Regions from separate parts of the Homo sapiens genome. Here region 1 is linked to region 2. Evidence: read pairs that join two places in POLR2A ChIA-PET (ENCODE). Cell type or tissue: MCF 10A. All regions are shown on one strand. Links, peaks and the distances in the headings refer to the core of each region. The heading gives the core; the rest is flanking DNA.

What was found. ChIA-PET counts read pairs that join two places held together with the same protein. Peaks named below come from ENCODE experiments on the same cell type or tissue, not always from the same donor. Only the 100,000 strongest peaks of a DNase experiment are listed, where the experiment ranks them.
Region 1: POLR2A ChIA-PET joins it to region 2 with 5 read pairs; 2 of 35 experiments call an interaction of 5 or more read pairs at or near these places.

What each region holds. Positions count from the first base shown.
Region 1 is chr7:25,010,267-25,019,414 of GRCh38, forward strand. No RefSeq gene overlaps it. Among named protein-coding and RNA genes, the nearest start is that of OSBPL3, 35 kb to the left of the region's middle. In MCF 10A, for the core only: no CTCF peak of the experiment used is centred there; a DNase peak (open chromatin) is centred at 4,645.
Region 2 is chr7:24,944,881-24,954,028 of GRCh38, forward strand. All of the region lies in intron 1 of OSBPL3 (oxysterol binding protein like 3), which reads right to left. Among named protein-coding and RNA genes, the nearest start is that of OSBPL3, 31 kb to the right of the region's middle. RefSeq lists an enhancer at 5,726-6,225. In MCF 10A, for the core only: no CTCF peak of the experiment used is centred there; no DNase peak of the experiment used is centred there.

The sequences.
Region 1 (9,148 bases), core at 841-8,840, 66 kb after region 2:
TTTTCATCCATATTATCAAGAATTATTTGGACTTAAATATAAGTTTTACTAGTATCTTTGTTCATTTTCCTTGTATCCTATGTCTTTCTCTTTCCTGGATTTATTTTTCATTTTGATACCTTCAATTTTGAGTAATTCTTAATGTAGAGTCTGTGAAGGATAAACTTTTCAAGTCCTTACATATCTGAAAATATCTTTATTTTTTTCTCATTCTTGATTTATATTTTGGCAGGGTAGTGCATTACTCCATTTTCTCTGACAATCTATTTTTGGTGATTCTGATTCAATATAGGTAATCTGTTCCTTTTTCCTGACTATAAGCTTTCAGGACTTTTTCCTTATTTTTGTAGTTCAGATTTTTTAGTAGGATGTTTCAATGACTAGTTATTTTTTCACTAATTCTGCTAGGTACTTAGTGAGCCCTTTTAAAACTGAACTCTTGTTTCTTCAGCTATGGGATTTAGAAAAGAAATATTCTATTGATTGTTTTTACCTTTTCAACATCTCTGGATGACCTATGATAAAGTTATTAGAAACTTTAGATCTATCCTTCATAACTCATTTTTTTCTCTTATTTTCCATCATTTTGGGAGAACCCCTCAGCTCAGTCTTCCTCTGATTTGATTTTCAACTGAGTCCATTCTTCTGTCCTGATGCTGATTAGATTTTGTTTGTCTTGTTTTGTCTCCTAGCTTTCATTTTCATTCTGTCAAAAGGGATTGGAAAGGAAGGGTAAGTCAATGCCCGCTCAGTCGGCCATTTTGAATTGCATCTTCTAATTAATATTTGCTCTTTTATTGAAGGTGTCTTGAACATTCATACCTATAAGGGCTTGGTGACAGAAACCAAGTGTGCCTACAACTCACCCTCCTCTCTGAGCTGGAGGACTATTCTTAGGTCAAGCTTGGGTACCTCAAATCTCTTCTCTTAGAATTAGCTATTTCTTAGGTGTATCTTCCATTTCTCATGCAGATCTTCTGAAACCTGGCTTCACATCAAAATAATTGGAAAGGGTTTTTTAAGTTTTTTTCAAGTAATTTTTTGTTTGTTTGTTTGTTTGTTTGAGATGGAGTCTCGTTCTGTCACCCAGGCTGGAGTGCAGCGGCACGATCTCGGCTCACTGCAGCCTCCACCTCGCAGGTTCCAATGATTCTCCTGCCTCAGCCTCCCGGGTAGCTGGGATTACAGGCACACACCACCACACACAGCTAGTTTTTGTATTTTTAGTAGAGACAGGGGTTTCACCATGTTGGCCGGCTGGTCTTGAACTCCTGACCAGCCTCAGGTAATCCGCCTGCCTTGGCCTCCCAAAGGGCTAGCATTACAGGCGTGAGCCACTGAGTCCAGCCCAAGCTATTTTTTTATTGTGATAAAATGCATATACATACATTAAAGTTACCATTTTAACCATTTACAATGTACAGCCAATGTACAACCATGTATAATTCAGTGATGTTTAGTACAGTCACAACTTTGTGCAAACATAGCAACCATGTAGCTCCAGAGCATTTTTATCACCCTAAATGGAAACCCAATTTTCAGGGCATGCTTAGACAAATAGAAAAAAAAAAAAGAAAGGCTCTAATTTACAAGTGCCTGCAAATTGGGGGGCAGGGGTGGTTTCTATAGTTGGAGAGAAGTTTTATGGTAACTGTAATCAACAAAGGGAATCCATAAATGGTCTCTTGTATATGTACTAAAAGCTTGCCCAAACTGTAACTAAGTATCATCCCTTAAAGATGACAGAAGGGCCTTGGGTATTATGCTAGAAACTAGCACTCAGTTCTATGGTGAGCTACAAACTCAGCCACCTGCAGGACTGAAACAAATGATCAACAGATGAAGTGCTGACAATGAAATGCAATGGCAATAAATTACACCTTGTAGTATTGATCACTGTATTATTAATATTCCATTAACTGAAGACTTTTCTACTTGACCATTTTTCCTTGAATTCCAATGGCTACTTCCAGTTTAATGTAAATATGTGAGTGAGACTTGGTTTTGTAAGTTAGTATCAAAAATAACAACTGCAACTATGTTAAAGCCTAGAGTGAGTATATATAATTTCTTTTCTAATCCTTGGACTCAAAAAAAAAAAAAAGCATCCAGCCACCTAAGGGCACACATGTGTCATCCTTCCCACTTACTATCTGTCATCATTTAAAATAAGTTTCATCAAGCATCTTTCAGAGTTTTTACACAATAAACCTGTGGGGACAGGCAGCACTGTATTACTGACCCTGATTCACAGGGGATATGTCATTTAGGAGGCTTTTGGCTGCAAGTAATAGAAAACCCAATTTAAGCAATAAGGAACATTGTTTATCTCACAAAATAATTGCAAAGAAAGACAAAGCTGGTTTTTCCACATAAGGAGGAAGTTAATTAAAATCACTGACTGGCAAGACAGAATTTACATATCTATCAGTTACCTACAACTTACAAAGACAATAAATAGGGCTAAAAGACAATGAGGCCAGGCATGGTGCTCATGCCTGTAATCCCAGAACTTCTGGTGGCCAAGTTGGACAAATCACTTGAGGTCAGGAGTTAGAAACCAGCCTCCCCAATGTGGCGAAACCTTGTCTCTACTAAAAATACAAAAATTAGCTGGGTGTGGTGGCGGGGCGTGCCTTTAATTCCAGACACTTAGGAGGCTGAGCCACAGGAATCTATTGAACCCATGAAGCAGAGGTTGCAGTGAGCTGAGATCATGCCACTGCACTACAGCCTGGGTGACAGAGTGAGACTGTTTCAAAAAAAAAAAAAAAAAAAAGGACAATGAACAAGGATTTGATCATTTGATCATTTAGAAGGATATGCCCTAGACAGTGTATAGTTTCTATTGAAATACAAATTTTTCTCCATCCCCAAAGATATCATGTAGTAGATATTTGTTTAGCCACTGAGAGATTTTTAAAAAAGAGAAAATATCCATTTTTAGAACTTTTTTTAATTCAAAAGACAGGCTCATGTCTTGCAATTGCTGGGTCATAAATTCCAAGGAAAAATAAAAAGCTCTACAACCAAAGGGAGGATCAGCACTTCAGACTCAAAGGGACATGGTTGTGGAGAACATGTCCGGGGTCAGAAGCTGGACAAGCTTGAGCCCAGCACGGTAGTGCTCTGAGCTTGGACAAAGCCCCCAAAACCAGATGGTGAAGCTAAGGTGAAAGTCAGGCTCCTGGTGCGCAGGTCTTAGAATCTGAGCAAAGCAGTTGGTGGAAGCCAAAATGGTCAGGGGGCCTCAGAGAGCACTCTGGGGCCCCAAATCAACCAAACGGGACATGTGCTGATGACCTCCAGAATGACAAGCCTTTTAAACAGCCATCCTTTTTCATCGTCAGCTCTAAAGAGGATGGGCTGGGTTTCATCTGCTCCCCTCTTCAGAGTCGCTCCCCACTGTTCCGCACTCTCCTTTGTGCCCAGGACTACATCTGTGGTTCCAGACTACTTGTATTGGAGTTGTGAGTTGAGCTAGGTGTTTTTTATTTGCTCGCTTTTTCCCCCGTGGAACATTATCTTTGCTTAAAAAGACTACTGGCTGATAAACAATGGGTATTTGGTAGTATGTAACATATGGTTTAGAAGAAGAATATCCAAGGATCTAAAAAGGCTAATAAAATACTTCTCCTTTTCCAATTTCATGTTTGTGCAAAGCCAGATTGTTTCCATATACTTTAATAGATGGTAACAAATTGAATGCAGAAACAGCTATAAAAATCCAGTTACTTTACATTGCATCAAATTTCTAAAAATGTAAAACAATGTCACTCTTCTCAGTATTTTTTGTTGTTTTGGGAAATATAGTTATTGAACATAAAAATGTTGCTTATGTTAACATTGACTGACTTTGTTATTGGTTGTCTGCATATGCATTAGTAAACATTTAAAAATGTATTAGTTTTATGGTACAATATGGTAAATATCATAGAATTTACCCTACATGAGCAAAAAAAATGTTCTTTGGGGTCCTCAATAATTTTTAGAGTGTGAAGAGGTCCTGGAACAAAAACTTTGAGAACTACTAGTCTAACAAATAGAGAGACAAGTGGTTCTGAGTTGATAGCAAGCAGCATCATGTTACTTAGCCAGTGAGTGAGTCTGGCCTTTACCAGGAGCCCTAGCTCAAGGCAACCTTTGGAGTTTTTATTTAAATTGTATCTGCACTATATTAAATTTAAGGATTTGAGACAGACTTGGGAAATTTGTTGTAATAGTTAATTTTATGTGTCAATTTGGCTGGGCCACGATGCCCAGATATTTGGACAAACATTATTATTTATTTGTTATTTTTTTAAGGGACAGAGTCTCACTATGTTGCCCAGACTGGACTCAAACCACTGGGCTCAAGCAATCCTCCTGCCTTGGCCTCCCAAAGTGATGGGATTACAGGCATGAGGCACCGTGCCTGGCCTGGCCAAACATTATTCTGGATATATGTGTGAGGGTGTTTTTGTGGGTGGGATTAACATATAAATTGGTGAATTCTGAATAAAGCACATTATCCTCCAAAATGTAGGTGAACCTCATCCAATCAGTTGAAGGCTTTAATAACATGAAGGCTTGCCTCCAAATAAGAAGGAATTCTGCCAGCAGACGGCCTTCAGACATGAATTGCAACATCACCTCTTCCTGAGTCAGTTTGCTGGCCCACCCTACAGATTTGGGATTTGCTAGCCTCCATAACTGTGTGAGTCAATCCCTTAAAATAAATCTATTTCTCCTGATATATACACACATCTAATTGGTTCTGTTCCTCTGGGGAACCCTGACTAATACATTAGTCTTCTCAAATATAAAGGATTTACAATAGCAGCCAATAAATCCTTGGTGAAGAAGCGATTAAAAAAAGGGGAGATAAATTTTTTTAAAGTTGTACTAATAATGTTAATTAAAGTATAAAATGTTGGCCGGGCACGGTGGCTCACGCCTATAATCCCAGCACTTTGGGAGGCCGAGGCGGGCAGATCACAAGGTCAGGAGTTCAAGACCACCCTGGCCAACATAGTGAAACCCCACCTCTACTAAAAATACAAAAAAAATTAGCTGGGCATGGTGGCAGGCACCTGTAGTTCCAGCCACTTGGGAGGCTGAGGCAGGAGAATCGCTTGAACCCAGGAGGTGGAGGTTGCAGTGAGCCAAGATTGCGCTACTGCACTCCAGCCTGGGCAACACAGCAAGGTTCTTTATCAAAAAAAAAAAAAAGTATAAAATGTCTGGAAATAACACCAATAAACATGTATAATGGTTTATATGAAATCAGTCATGGTTCTGTATCTAAGGCTGTGCCTGGCAAAATCACAAAATAGTCAACTTGCCTTCCACAGTTTCTCCCGTTTCCTCCTCCCCAACATCCCTTTCAGAGGATTTCTCCAACCCCCAGGGTTTACGTTTCTAAATAGTGTCAGTTTCTTTAATTTTGAGAAACTATTTTCAAGTAAGGTGTTAATGAGTTTGCACCTCCAAAACTAGATTTACATATTAAATGACATCTAAAGAGAAACAAGAATGTTTAGCCCAAAAGTACTGAATTTCTAATAGTGGGTGTTGAGAACTGTAGCATCTGAGTAGGGGGAGATATCTGGGGTAGAGGTCTTCCTGAGTCCCCTCAAGTTGAGCAAAATAGTTGACTACCTATCCCACTGGTACTTGCCGCCTCTTTACAAAACACTGTCATTGAAGCTGCATAGGCGTGGGAATCCTACCTTTGTATCTGGCATATTGGAAGAAATAATGTGCATGGCAGGTGGCTGTGAGTGGCATAGTGAAGAGTTCAGTGGAGCCCTTTGTGGAGTAAAGGGCTAGTGGCTGCTATCCTACATCAGCTCATGAGGCCAAGTCCTGTGCGAGTACTCTCATGAACCACCCAAGGGTCCAAATAATTTTTCCAGAGCAAGAAAATCAGAATTACAATCAGGGGTAAATATTTTTGTCTCTTCCTAATCCAAATACAGAATATTCTTTGTATCTGTGGATTTAATATTTGGAATAGTGAAGGGCCATGCATTATAGTGATTTGAAGTCAACCATACCGCCATATATAGGTAGTATGCTGCCATAGCACAGTAAGTGGGGTTCAATGATTTCAACGGTATAAAATGCGTGTTGAATGACTGCAAGATCAATAAAGTGACTGGAATAAGCCTATGCAGGGTGGCTTGGATTCTCTTGCTGCTTTATTCAAATCTGTATCCACTCCTTGGATTTTAATAGATGTTGACTGGTAGCAATTCCACTCTAGCTTAAATATTAATGGTGACAATTCTGGGTCCTGTGGCTGGCTGAGAACTCCAGGACAGAGGGAAGTTTCCAGAAATCTCCTCGTTAGTTGGCATGCATTCCACTGATCCAATTCAGGGAGTCTATGCTGGAAAATACTGGGAATACAGAGCCTTACTCAATGCCTTCTCCCTACCCAAGAAGGAGCCGTCTGCTGGAACTTCAGTTTGCTGACATTTGACAAGTGGGTGGGTCAAGAGCCAATCAGCAATCAAACAGTATCCAAATTTCCATTATTATGGAATGTGTGTGTGTGTGTACATATATATAGCTTACTCTCTCTCTCTCTCTCTCTAGATATGGAGAAACATATATACATATATATGTTTCTCCATATCTAGAGAGAGAGAGAGAGAGTAAGCTTTGAATAAATGAAGAGATATAAAAAAATACATTCCTGTATGGAAGACTAAATATTAAAGAAAAAAACAGTTATCCATATGTTGTTTCATAGCTTTAAGTATCCTAGTCTAAAATCCAAAGGGACTTTTTTTGTAACTCAAAAAAAAAAATTCTAAAGTTGATCCAGAAGAGTAAAGAGACTAATATAGTCAAAATAATATTTGAAAAGGTTAAATAATTATGGGAAAACATGCTTAGCAAAAATATAAACAAACAAAACTTCAAACAGACAAAAACCCTATGAAAAACCAAAAACCTATTTAAAAACTAAATTCTAAATGAGAACTAACATACAAATCAAGAATCAGCATAGATAGCTAAGAAGCAAATTATAGCATATAAACTAATTCAATTTATTATAAAGGAGACATTATAAATCAATTAAAAAGAGAAGAATCATCCAATTAATAAAAGGAAATTTAATCAAAGGTATTAGGAGAAAATAAATCAGCTTAGATTCTTGCCTTACAATATCATCCAAATAAATCCTACATGAATCAAAGAGCTAAATGTAAAGAAGAAAAATGAAATGAAATAAAAAACAAAATAAAAATAAAAAGCCACAACAATTAGAAGAAAATATATTGTTTCCAACAGCTAGATAAGAAAAGACTTTTTAAACCTAAAGTAAATGCAAAAAAAGTCACAAAAAATATGATTGGACAATCTTAATAGCTATTATAAATAGTTATAAGGCAAACAAGTTACAAAAAATATTTAGGCCCAAATATGCAAAATTTTTCATAATATAGAAACATTTAATAGTAATCAATAACAAAAACTTATTTTATAGGAAACAAGTACTTTCATATCCTGTTGGCAGAACTGTAAATTTATTCAGCCTTCTTGGAAAGCTAATTAGGAATATGCATAAGAAATATATAAAGTCGGCGACCGACCGCAGCCGCCGCCGCCCGACCGCCGGGAGGATGGAGTTCAGCGGGCAGCGGAGCTGTCTCAGTCTTTGCCGCCGCGCCGGCGAGCGCCGCCCGGGAGGCAGCGGCTGGAGGAGCGGACGGGCCCCGCGGGGCCCGAGGGCAAGGAGCAGCCGCCTGCCTTGGCCTCCCAAAGTGCCGAGATTGCAGCCTTTGCAGCCTCTGCCCGGCTGCCACCCCGTCTGGGAAGTGAGGAGTGTCTCTGCCTGGCCGCCCATCGTCTGGGATGTGAGGAGCCCCTCTGCCTGGCTGCCCAGTCTGGAAAGTGAGGAGCGTCTCCGCCCGGCCGCCATCCCATCTAGGAAGTGAGGAGCGCCTCTTCCCAGCCGCGATCACATCTAGGAAGTGAGGAGCGTCTCTGCCCGGCCGCCCATCGTCTGAGATGTGGGGAGCGCCTCTGCCCCGCCGCCCCATCTGGGATGTGAGGAGCGCCTCTGCCCGGCCGAGACCCCGTCTGGGAGGTGAGGAGCGTCTCTGCCCGGCCGCCCCGTCTGAGAAGTGAGGAGACCCTCTGCCTGGCAACCACCCCGTCTGAGAAGTGAGGAGCCCCTCCGACCGGCAGCTGCCCCGTCTGAGAAGTGAGGAGCCTCTCCGCCCGGCAGCCACCCCATCTGGGAAGTGAGGAGCGTCTCCGCCCGGCAGCCACCCCGTCCGGGAGGGAGGTGGGGGGGGGTCAGCCCCCCACCCGGCCAGCCGCCCCATCCGGGAGGGAGGTGGGGGGTCAGCCCCCCCGCCCGGCCAGCCGTGCCGTCCGGGAGGGAGGTGGGGGGGTCAGCCCCCCGCCCGGCCAGCCGCCCCGTCCGGGAGGTGAGGGGCGCCTCTGCCCGGCCGCCCCTACTGGGAAGTGAGGAGCCCCTCAGCCCGGCCAGCCACCCCGTCCGGGAGGGAGATGGGGGGGTCAGCCCCCCCACCCGGCCAGCCGCCCCGTCCGGGAGGGAGGTAGGGGGGTCAGCCCCCCACCTGGCCAGCCGCCCCGTCCGGGAGGGAGGTGAGGGGGTCAGCCCTCCGCCCGGCCAGCCGCCCCGTCTGGGAGGTGAGGGGCGCCTCTGCCCAGCCGCCCCTACTGGGAAGTGAGGAGCCCCTCTGCCCGGCCAGCCGCCCTGTCCAGGAGGGAGGTGGGGGGGGGTCAGCCCTCCGCCCGGCCAGCCGCCCCGTCTGGGAGGTGAGGGGCGCCTCTGCCCAGCCGCCCCTACTGGGAAGTGAGGAGCCCCTCTGCCCGGCCAGCCGCCCCGTCCGGGAGGGAGGTGGGGGGGTCGGCCCCCCGCCCGGCCAGCCGCCCCGTCCGGGAGGGAGGTGGGGTGGTCGGCCCCCCGCCCGGCCAGCCGCCCCGTCCGGGAGGGAGGTTGGGGGGGGTCGGCCCCCCTGCCTGGCCAGCCGCCCCGTCCGGGAGGTGAGGGGCGCCTCTGCCCAGCCGCCCCTACTGGGAAGTGAGGAGCCCCTCTGCCCGGCCAGCCGCCCCATCCGGGAGGGAGGTGGGGGGGTCAGCCCCCCACCCGGCCAGCCGCCCCGTCCGGGAGGGAGGTGGG
Region 2 (9,148 bases), core at 369-8,368:
TTAGAAACCAGAAAACAGGAAACAATAATTCTGGCCCAATGGAGTTAACATCTGATTTTCTTTTCCTGATAGATTCCATGACTAGATTTTTCCTCGTATTTGAGAAAGCAGCATTCTTAAACCAAAACCGCCACTGCCAGGTCCTTTGGTGGCAAACCCTACTCAAAATTTGATTACTTGAGTATCAAGTCTTGGGTGGAGTTTACCACCTATATTATCTTAAGTAATATTATCACTTGATAATAAAGGAACAAATAAAAAAGAAAAACACTTCATTTCAAATCTAGTACCATTTCTCTTCCACATGATAATCCTTCCCTCCTTCAATCAACCCTTCTTTTTTCCAGGCTAAACATCTCCATTTAATTCATTCATTCTCCCACAACATGGTTTCCAGTTCTTTCTCCATCCTATTCACTCTTCTAATGGCAGAATCCATCATGAGTATGTGCTCTGACCACCTAACACAGTGTCCTGTATATTTATTCATTCAACATAGACTTAGTGACACCAGGTATTGATATTATTCTAGGAATTGGAGATATATCAGTGACAAAAATCACTGCTATCTTAAAGCTTAACATCTCATCTAGCACCTAGAACAAGGCCAGACACAAAGTAAGCACTCACTAAATACTTGTTGAAAACATCCTGCACGAAGGGCAGTATCTGAATTTGAACACAATGATTCCAAATGTGGTTGAACATGTTGAAAGTGGCACACTCTGATACGGTGAAATGATTACTGGCAGCAAGGGGAAAAAAATAGAAGTACACGTAAGACCCTGAAAAGCTAAGCAGTCTAGAGTCCCTTTGCAACTCATTTTATAGCTTGAGGACATAACTACATTAATCACAATGTAAGAGGTAAGATGCTGATTGTTCGTTCATAAGAGGTTCGAATTATGTTAAGGCTCTGTTCAAAGAAAGAATACAGTGGAGAATACATTTTAGAGTGATGCATAAACAGTTGATTTCAAACATTTTTATTTCTTAGTACTTGTTCCAGTTAGTATTGTTAAGTAACAAAGTACCCCAAAACATAGCAGCTATTTTATCTGGCTCATAATTTAAATGGTGAAGAATTCAGGAAAGGCTGGGCTGGGCAGCTCTGGCTCAGGGTCTCTCATTTGATGGCAATCAGATGCCAGGTGGGGCTGGAGCTAGGTGGGGCTAGAGTCATCTGAAGGCTCAGCTGGGTAGGTGTCCTAGGTGGCTCCCTCCCAAGGCTGGTAGTCAATGCCGGCTGTCAGCTGGGAGCTCAGCTGGGAGCTCAGCTGGGGCTGCTGGCTGGGTCACCTACACATGGTTTCTCCAGCATAGAATCTCAGAGTAGCCATACTTCTACTTGGCAGTTAGCATGGTCAGAGCTAATGTCCCAAGAGAAGTAAGCAGAAATTGCACAGCCTTTTACAACCTAGACTACTAAGTTGTCACATAGCGTTATTTTTGCCGTACTTTTATTGGTTGGAGCAGACACAAACCAACTCGTATTTAAGAGAAGGGTACACAGACCTCACCTATCAATGAAAGAACTTCTGGTCAGTTTTTAAAACTTCCACAGTGCTTAAAGGGGTAAGTTTCCATTAGTTAAAAAAATGTGTTTAGGTAGAAGACTATATTTTAGATATGAGACATTAAGAGGGAAGTAACAGACATTATCTGTTATTTTGCTCAGTACAAGTATCTTGTTTTGTTGAATACGCTAAGCTTAACTGAATTATTAGCCTAACAAGAGGGTTACAAAGCTGCTTTTGGACTTTGGACTCCTAAGCAACAAAAGGCCACACCACCAGAGTCCTGCCATTAAGAAGGGCAGGCTCAGGTCCATCTTATCCACTCCATGTGGCAAACATTTCTCCCTCCTCTGCTCACATCATTTTTTATCATATGCTTTGGATTCATGAGCTGAAGTAGCAGGGATGTGTGGGAGAAAGAGAAAGAGGAGAGTGAGGAGAGAGAGAAATTGACTCCATCTATATCATCTGCTTTGTGAGGATAAGAACTGTCTTAACTCTTTTTCTTTCCCACAACACTCATCAGGAATCCAATAAAGGTTTGCTGTTTGGCTTGTGCTCAAAACGAAAAGGATAAGCATTATTGTTCATTATTCTTGCCGCTTTCATGTCTTTAAATTGTACAACAAAGAAAACAATCTGTACCACAGAAGGCTGGACTGCTGAGTTCTAGCAAGGCATAGAGCTGTCTAAAAACAAAGTCAGGAGTGCCCCATCCTTGATGATGGTCAAGTCAAGGTGTTGTAGAAAGGAGTAAAACAACAGATGGAGGTTCTAAGATTCTAAGGTCCCTTCTAAGAAAGCCTTCTATAATTCCATAACAAAGGATTTAGAAAATAAAAGCAAAACTGAGTTCCTATAAATGTGTGGGATGTCACTATTCACTATCCTCCTGCCAAAAATGTATTAACATAGAAAAAAAGACAGCTAGGAAATTCTCTGAATAAAGCTCTTCCAGGTAGAGTTCAATGGCTACAGAAGGAATCAGCTCACAGCATGTGTGCAGCCTGGCTTTACCCAGGCACCAGAAGCCTCCAGAGCATCACTCCTGACTGCTGCTTTTGCTCCCCACGTGACTACCCCTGAAAGCTGCATATTTTTATTTCACAGAAACTACCTTTCCTCAGTCCCTATCAAGAAATGAATTTCAAAGTAACATTTTTAGCATAATATTTAATCCCTAACCATACCAACAACTTATCTATATGGGTAAGAAGGAAGCCAAATATTGCCAAAAATATCTAGGAATCACTATTTCTGAGTAGATAGCACAGTATTTATTGAAATTTGAACATTAGAAATATGCTACAAACTAAACTATAATCTGAACACAAGTAATATATGCATGTGTATATATGTATACATACATATCCAATTAAATCACACACACACACACACACACACACACACACTCATTGCATACTACCCATGTGCCAGATTCTGTGATCGGTGTTGGTAATTTGACACTGTACAGGGGAACAATATAATGTCCCCAAAGAGCTCTATCCATTCACTGTGTGCCAAAGATGCAAGAGATTATATCACAGATTAAGCTTTAAGAATGATTTTTTTAATCCAATGTTCATTTCTAAATCTTTTTCAAGAAATAAAAAAATCAAACTAAGACGACCTATCATATACCATACAGCAAGCTCACAGACCTATATAGAAATCCCTTGAGCTGGAGCTAACAACAAGGACACATCACAGAGAAACGGTCTCCCTTGGCTACGGAAGACAAAGCGAGAGAGAGAAGATTCTCAAGTGGTTTCAAGTCTGGGAATGATAGCCTAAAAAGAAAGTCTTAGGAGAAGACAGAAAAGTATTTTCAAATATTTGAAGCATTGTTGTACAGAAGACATCAGACTTATTCTACTTCAGAGGAAATAGCTGAAGTACTTCTATACAAAAGAATTAAACTTTTCTATTAATACTTCAGAAGGTAGACCTATGGCTTACAGGTGGAAGTCAAAGCAAGCAGATTTACCTCATTTTTTTTTTAAAAAGACCCTTCTAACAATTTGATAGCTCACAGCTGGAATGGGTTTCATGCAATGGTACTGAGTCACTGAAAAAGCTTTCAGAGGCTAAATGATGTCCATCAGCAAAGTTGTGTAGATTACAGAATCAGATGGTGTATAGGATTGGGTGATAATGCAATACCTTCTTCCAGCCCTATTCTATTATCCATTCTATGGAAGAGGATGTCTCCATCTTTTCTTTGAGTAAATAATTCCCAAATCATCTATTAAAAATCTCAGGATCCTTAATTCTACATCTTTACTTGGTATTTGTCTACCTAGGCTAATACTGAAGCCAGCTAATCTCACTAAGCCCTCTGTCATGAAGAGTGAAGAAAGACATCAGAAGTATCTTAACTGAGAGGGTAGATGGAGGTCCCTCAGGACAAGCTCTTCCGAGGTGTGGATACAAAGTATATGGCTGAATTATGAGTCATCACAGGAAATCAGTTGTTCGTAATAACAACACTGCTCCTAGTCAACAGAAACAGAAATTAATTAAACAATTTCCAGGAGGAGGTTTTAGATCTGGCTTTTATGATGTTAATGACTTATCAAAAGAGTCTGCATATCATGATGTCTCTAGACTTCTACTTCTTTATTTTTCCTTTGTAAACTGTGTCACACCAGGCGTATCTCACCATGAAAACATTGTGAGTAATCTCACCACACTGGGGAGAATTCATATTAGTAGTTGAGCGTAAATTCACCTAGAATTTATCAATTTGCTTATTCACGTTAACAGAACCACATTTTACACACTGTATAACCTGCCATTTTCATTTAACAATGTATTCCTGACATCTTTCCATAATATGACATACAGACCTACAGCATAGCTTCACAGTATTCATCACATACTGTGTTCCACCAAGTCTGGAACACACTCTTTCTCATATTTTAATATCTCTGACATTGGGTGTGTCTCACATTTAACAGCCATCATAGTTTACCTGGCAGCATATTTTCCTTCCTCAGTGGGACATTTTCTTTCTTAGTGGTACATAAATTAATGGGGGATCTTACAATTGACAGTCTTTGATTCAATGAAATAGGTTAGCTGAACTGTATATAATCAATCCATTTTGGATGTTGGCAGCAGATCCTCTTGATGTCCCCTTGTCATATTCCCTCCACCCACCTCTGATTTCAGCCATTGCCATGGCGGGGAGTTCAGAGTAGGGTGGCCTCAAGCTGACAGCTCCCACTAAAGACAGCATAAGTGTCTCTTTTGTCCCCAGAGCCTTCTTTGAAGCTGGGTGGCATCAACTCAGCCTGAAGGCAAGAGTGACCCAGAAAGGCGGAAGTACAAATGGCCCAGTGCACAACCTCAAGCAGAGGGGTACAGGGATGGCTGTGTAAATGCTCTAACTATAACACACTCTGTTATTATTGACTTTCTCCTTCCCTGCCTCTCTCCCCGCTCCCTCAGCGCTGCTTCCTAAGATCACCTCCCAAATAAATTATTTGCACCCAACTCCTTGCTTCAGGCTCTGCTTTCATGGGCCCCAAACTAAGCCCAGGCCTTATGGACTATTTCAACAGTCTCCAATTTATCAATACTTCATGCTTCAAAAATATGTTTATAAGTCAACAGCTTGGAATTTGCAATCCATTGTTTTCCCCACAGAAATGCTATTATAAATGATTAGATTCATAAGCCAGGTCATAAAAAGTATTCATAACAGCATGGAGTGCCAGCACAAAAGCTCCTAAGAAAACATGTCATTTTGCCACACTGCCTTTCTTTACCAGAATAAACATTAGTAATGCAATTAAGGCTCCAGGAACAAATATCCATCCACGTTGACATGTGCATACAAAAATACACACAAACACACACACACACATATTGGTGAAAGCAGATCTCTAGAGAATCGAAATGCCTGTATCAATATTCATTTAAGTCCTTATAACTAGGGCTTACAACTTGAAATCCAAGAAATATAGAAAGAGTTAAACTCATCAAAGGTCTCAAAAGGGAAAAACAGAAACTATTTAGTTCAATACACAAAACATGTAGGCCGGGCGCGGTGGCTCACGCCTGTAATCCCAGCACTTTGGGAGGCCGAGGCGGGCGGATCACGAGGTCAGGAGATCGAAACCATCCTGGCTAACATGGTGAAACCCCGTCTCTACTAAAAATACAAAAAATTAGCCAGGCGCGGTGGCGGGTGCCTGTAGTCCCAGCTACTTGGGCGGCTGAGGCAGGAGAATGGCACGAACCCAAGAGGCGAAGCTTGCAGTGAGCGGAGATCGTGCCACTGCACTCCAGCCTGGGCAACAGAGTGAGACTCCGTCTCAAAAAACAAAACAAAACAAAACAAAAACATGTAAAATTTCTTAGCCAAAGATGTTAAGGGTGAAATGAAAGAAAGAGGGTCATTCAGAACAAATTAGTGCAGAATTAAAGTGGTTATGTAATTTGGAACTCAAGTCACCACAGAGGACTGTTTAAAGTCAATGCTCAACAGTTAGAAGTCTGTTACAAAATCAGAGGAGACTGAACTTGAGTTGAAAAAAAAAATTAAGCTTCATATTTTATATAAAGCTAAGCCTTAAATCTGAATGAATGGATTAAAGTTGCATTTATATGATATTGTGTCAAAGCCCCATTAAATGATCATTTAATATTCAAAACAACGATCTCCCTCCCCACCACCAGCCCCAACAAAAAGAAAGAATCTCCCAAATCAAATTATTGATTGTAGCATCAAGAGGATGGAAAGTAGGAGAAAAGAAACGAAGAAATTTGAGATTATGGAATCAGACTGAAAGAAATCAATCAAAATCTTATCTAAAAATATTTGCTAGTGGCCTAATGTAAGTGGATCCTTAAGTGGGGTTTTTTCAAATTTCTTAAAAATAAAAATGCCTTTAAGTAAAAGCAACTCCTTGCTCAAGTAAAAAGTAAATCAAAATCACTTTTTCAATTATGCAGAATTTATATGTAACTTCATATTCCTTCTGGTAAAAAGAAAGGGGAAAAATGAAAAAGGTGAACCGAAAAATAAATCACTGAATGTTATTAAATATATACATCAAATCCATGACTACAGATGTGGGCACAAAAAATAAAAACACTTTTAGATCCAGGAAAGAAATCTGGTTTACAAAAGCCAGAAGACTATTAGTATTTATGACTTAAACTTAATTATTGTGCATATACACAAATCCCTTCCCCCTACCCACACACACAGGATTTTCTTCCCCCAAGTTCCCCAATTTAATGGTAAAGACGTAAGCTTTGAGCTTAAAACAAGAAATATTCTTTCATTTTGTTCTTCCATGTAAGGGCTGACAAACACACCACGGGGGAGAAACCTGTATTAATGATCCTCATAGCTTGCAAGAAAAACTATTAATTTCAGTCTAAACAAACACAAACAGGGACAAAACATTCTAGACATAAACCTGCTGCAGAAGCTCTCCAAAATCACAACACCCACGGTACATCTTTCAGCTCAAATGAATAAACACTTCCAGTGAGACCTCAAATGTTTTCTTTTTTTTAAAACATAAAAAGGAATCATTTTATTCCAACATGAATGAGACTGTAGAGAGCTCTAGTACTGTTGACAGCAACACTTCTTGGGGATATTATTAACTGGATTATAACATCTAATAACTAAAAGGAAGAACACGAATGAATGTAGAGGGGCCTCCCCACCGGCCATTCTTTCAAGCTTCAAAAAAGGAGCTCAGACTTTGAGTAAAGTCTTAGTCTTGGAATGCAATAGGCAGGAGGCACTTGAACTACCCAGACACTGAAATGATGCACAAAATTCTGCTCAATAGGCTGATATTTCATGTGGGTTAGGATCTGTAATCTAAACAGAATTAAGAAAAAAAATTAAGAAGCTAAGCACAACATAAATAGTCCAACTTTTTATTTTAAGGACAGAGAAACTGAGGCCCACAAGGCTCAAGTTTTGCCCAATGTCATGTAATCACTAATCATATACCGGTTATCTAGGTCTCCTGACATTCAATACAATGCCCTGTAGCAAACCGAAACCTCAGAAACCTCAGAAGGTATGGTCTAATCTAACATGTCTAAAATATTATTTGTAATACCCTTAAAGAATATCCTGAAATTGGATGAAATTTTAGATGTTGCTCTATAAATATGGAAAGATGCTCATATGAGCCACCTTTGGAGACTAGGTACTCAAATTTATCATGTATCTCAATACGGTTCATGCCAGGCATATGTATATTCACATGCAAAATCCTGCAACATTCTTAACTGTGCATTACATCAACTCTATAGAGATTATGGTAAGGTTATTTCCAGGATTCTAGGCCTGCCCTACCAATATGCAAACCATCAGCTGAATCTATAAACAAGAGTACCATCAAGGTTCCCAGATTTAAAATATTTCCCTACCCAATTCCCTATCAACCCCGCTTCCCCTCCCCAATCTCATTTAAAATAACTCTGGGATGGCCAATGCCTGTAATCTCAGCACTTTAGGGGGCAGAGGTGGTAGGATCCCTGGAGCCCAGGAGTTCAAGACCAGCCTGGGCAACACAGCAAGACACTGTCTCTACAAAAAAATCTAAAAATTAGCCAGGCATGGTGGTGCATGCTTGTAGTCCCACCTACTTGAGAGACTAGGATAGGAGGGTCACTTGAGCCTAGGATTTCAAGGTTGCAGTGAGCCATGATCACACCACTGTGCTCCAGCCTGGACGACAGAGTGAGACCCCGTCTCTAAAAGGTAAATAAATACATACTCTGGGCTTTTGCTAATAATACTATCTTAAAAGATTAAAGCCTTCACTTAAGTAGTTTTGCTTCATCACTTTAATTATTCTGGCAACCCATCTATAGTTCAATTCTCAATATGCCATCATTTGTCAGCTCTGCCAAGGAGTAAGCCCCATCTTTCCTAACCAAGCAACTCTTCCCTGGGGTTTCTTTCAAAAAAAATTATACCAGCAGGTTCTAATTTCCTATCCCTGCCAGAAAGGCTGCTCAGAAGTTGAGTTTAAATGTGTCTTATTAAAGTATTGTGTTAAAAAAAAAAGTATTACGTATCTGCTGAATTGTAATCAGACTTGAATAATCATCTTAAATAAAAGTTTATTAATTGAACATTCATTATTACTCTCAGTATGAAAACTAAATAGATCATCAGAAAAAGAATTAGGCACATTAGGAAGCAGTCAGATTGTATCAGTGATCAAACAGTTCAGACAGGGAAGGAAGCTTACTCTAAACAGAAGCTGCAGATTTGTATCCACTACCTATTTCAGATCCTGGTACAGTAGGTGCCCAGTAAACGCTGAACAAATGAATGAAAATAGAACTCCAAGTCACTTAGATCAAGGCACAACTGGAGCTCCATTTAATAAATGGTCAATGCCTGACTCTCCATTAAATGTTCAACGGCATGAACTAGAAGCAGGCAGCATGTATCCCAGGAATAGCTTTTGCTACAAAATGTGAGACAAAACAGCTCATGAAGAAAATAATCCTTATGGTAATCATCACAATGATGATCAACAGTCTGGAACACTTTCTCAATCACCAGATGAACCTTAGAACAAACTGAGAGAAAGGGGTCTGGGTACACTGGAAGTGGCAGCTCCAAACAGGCCCTG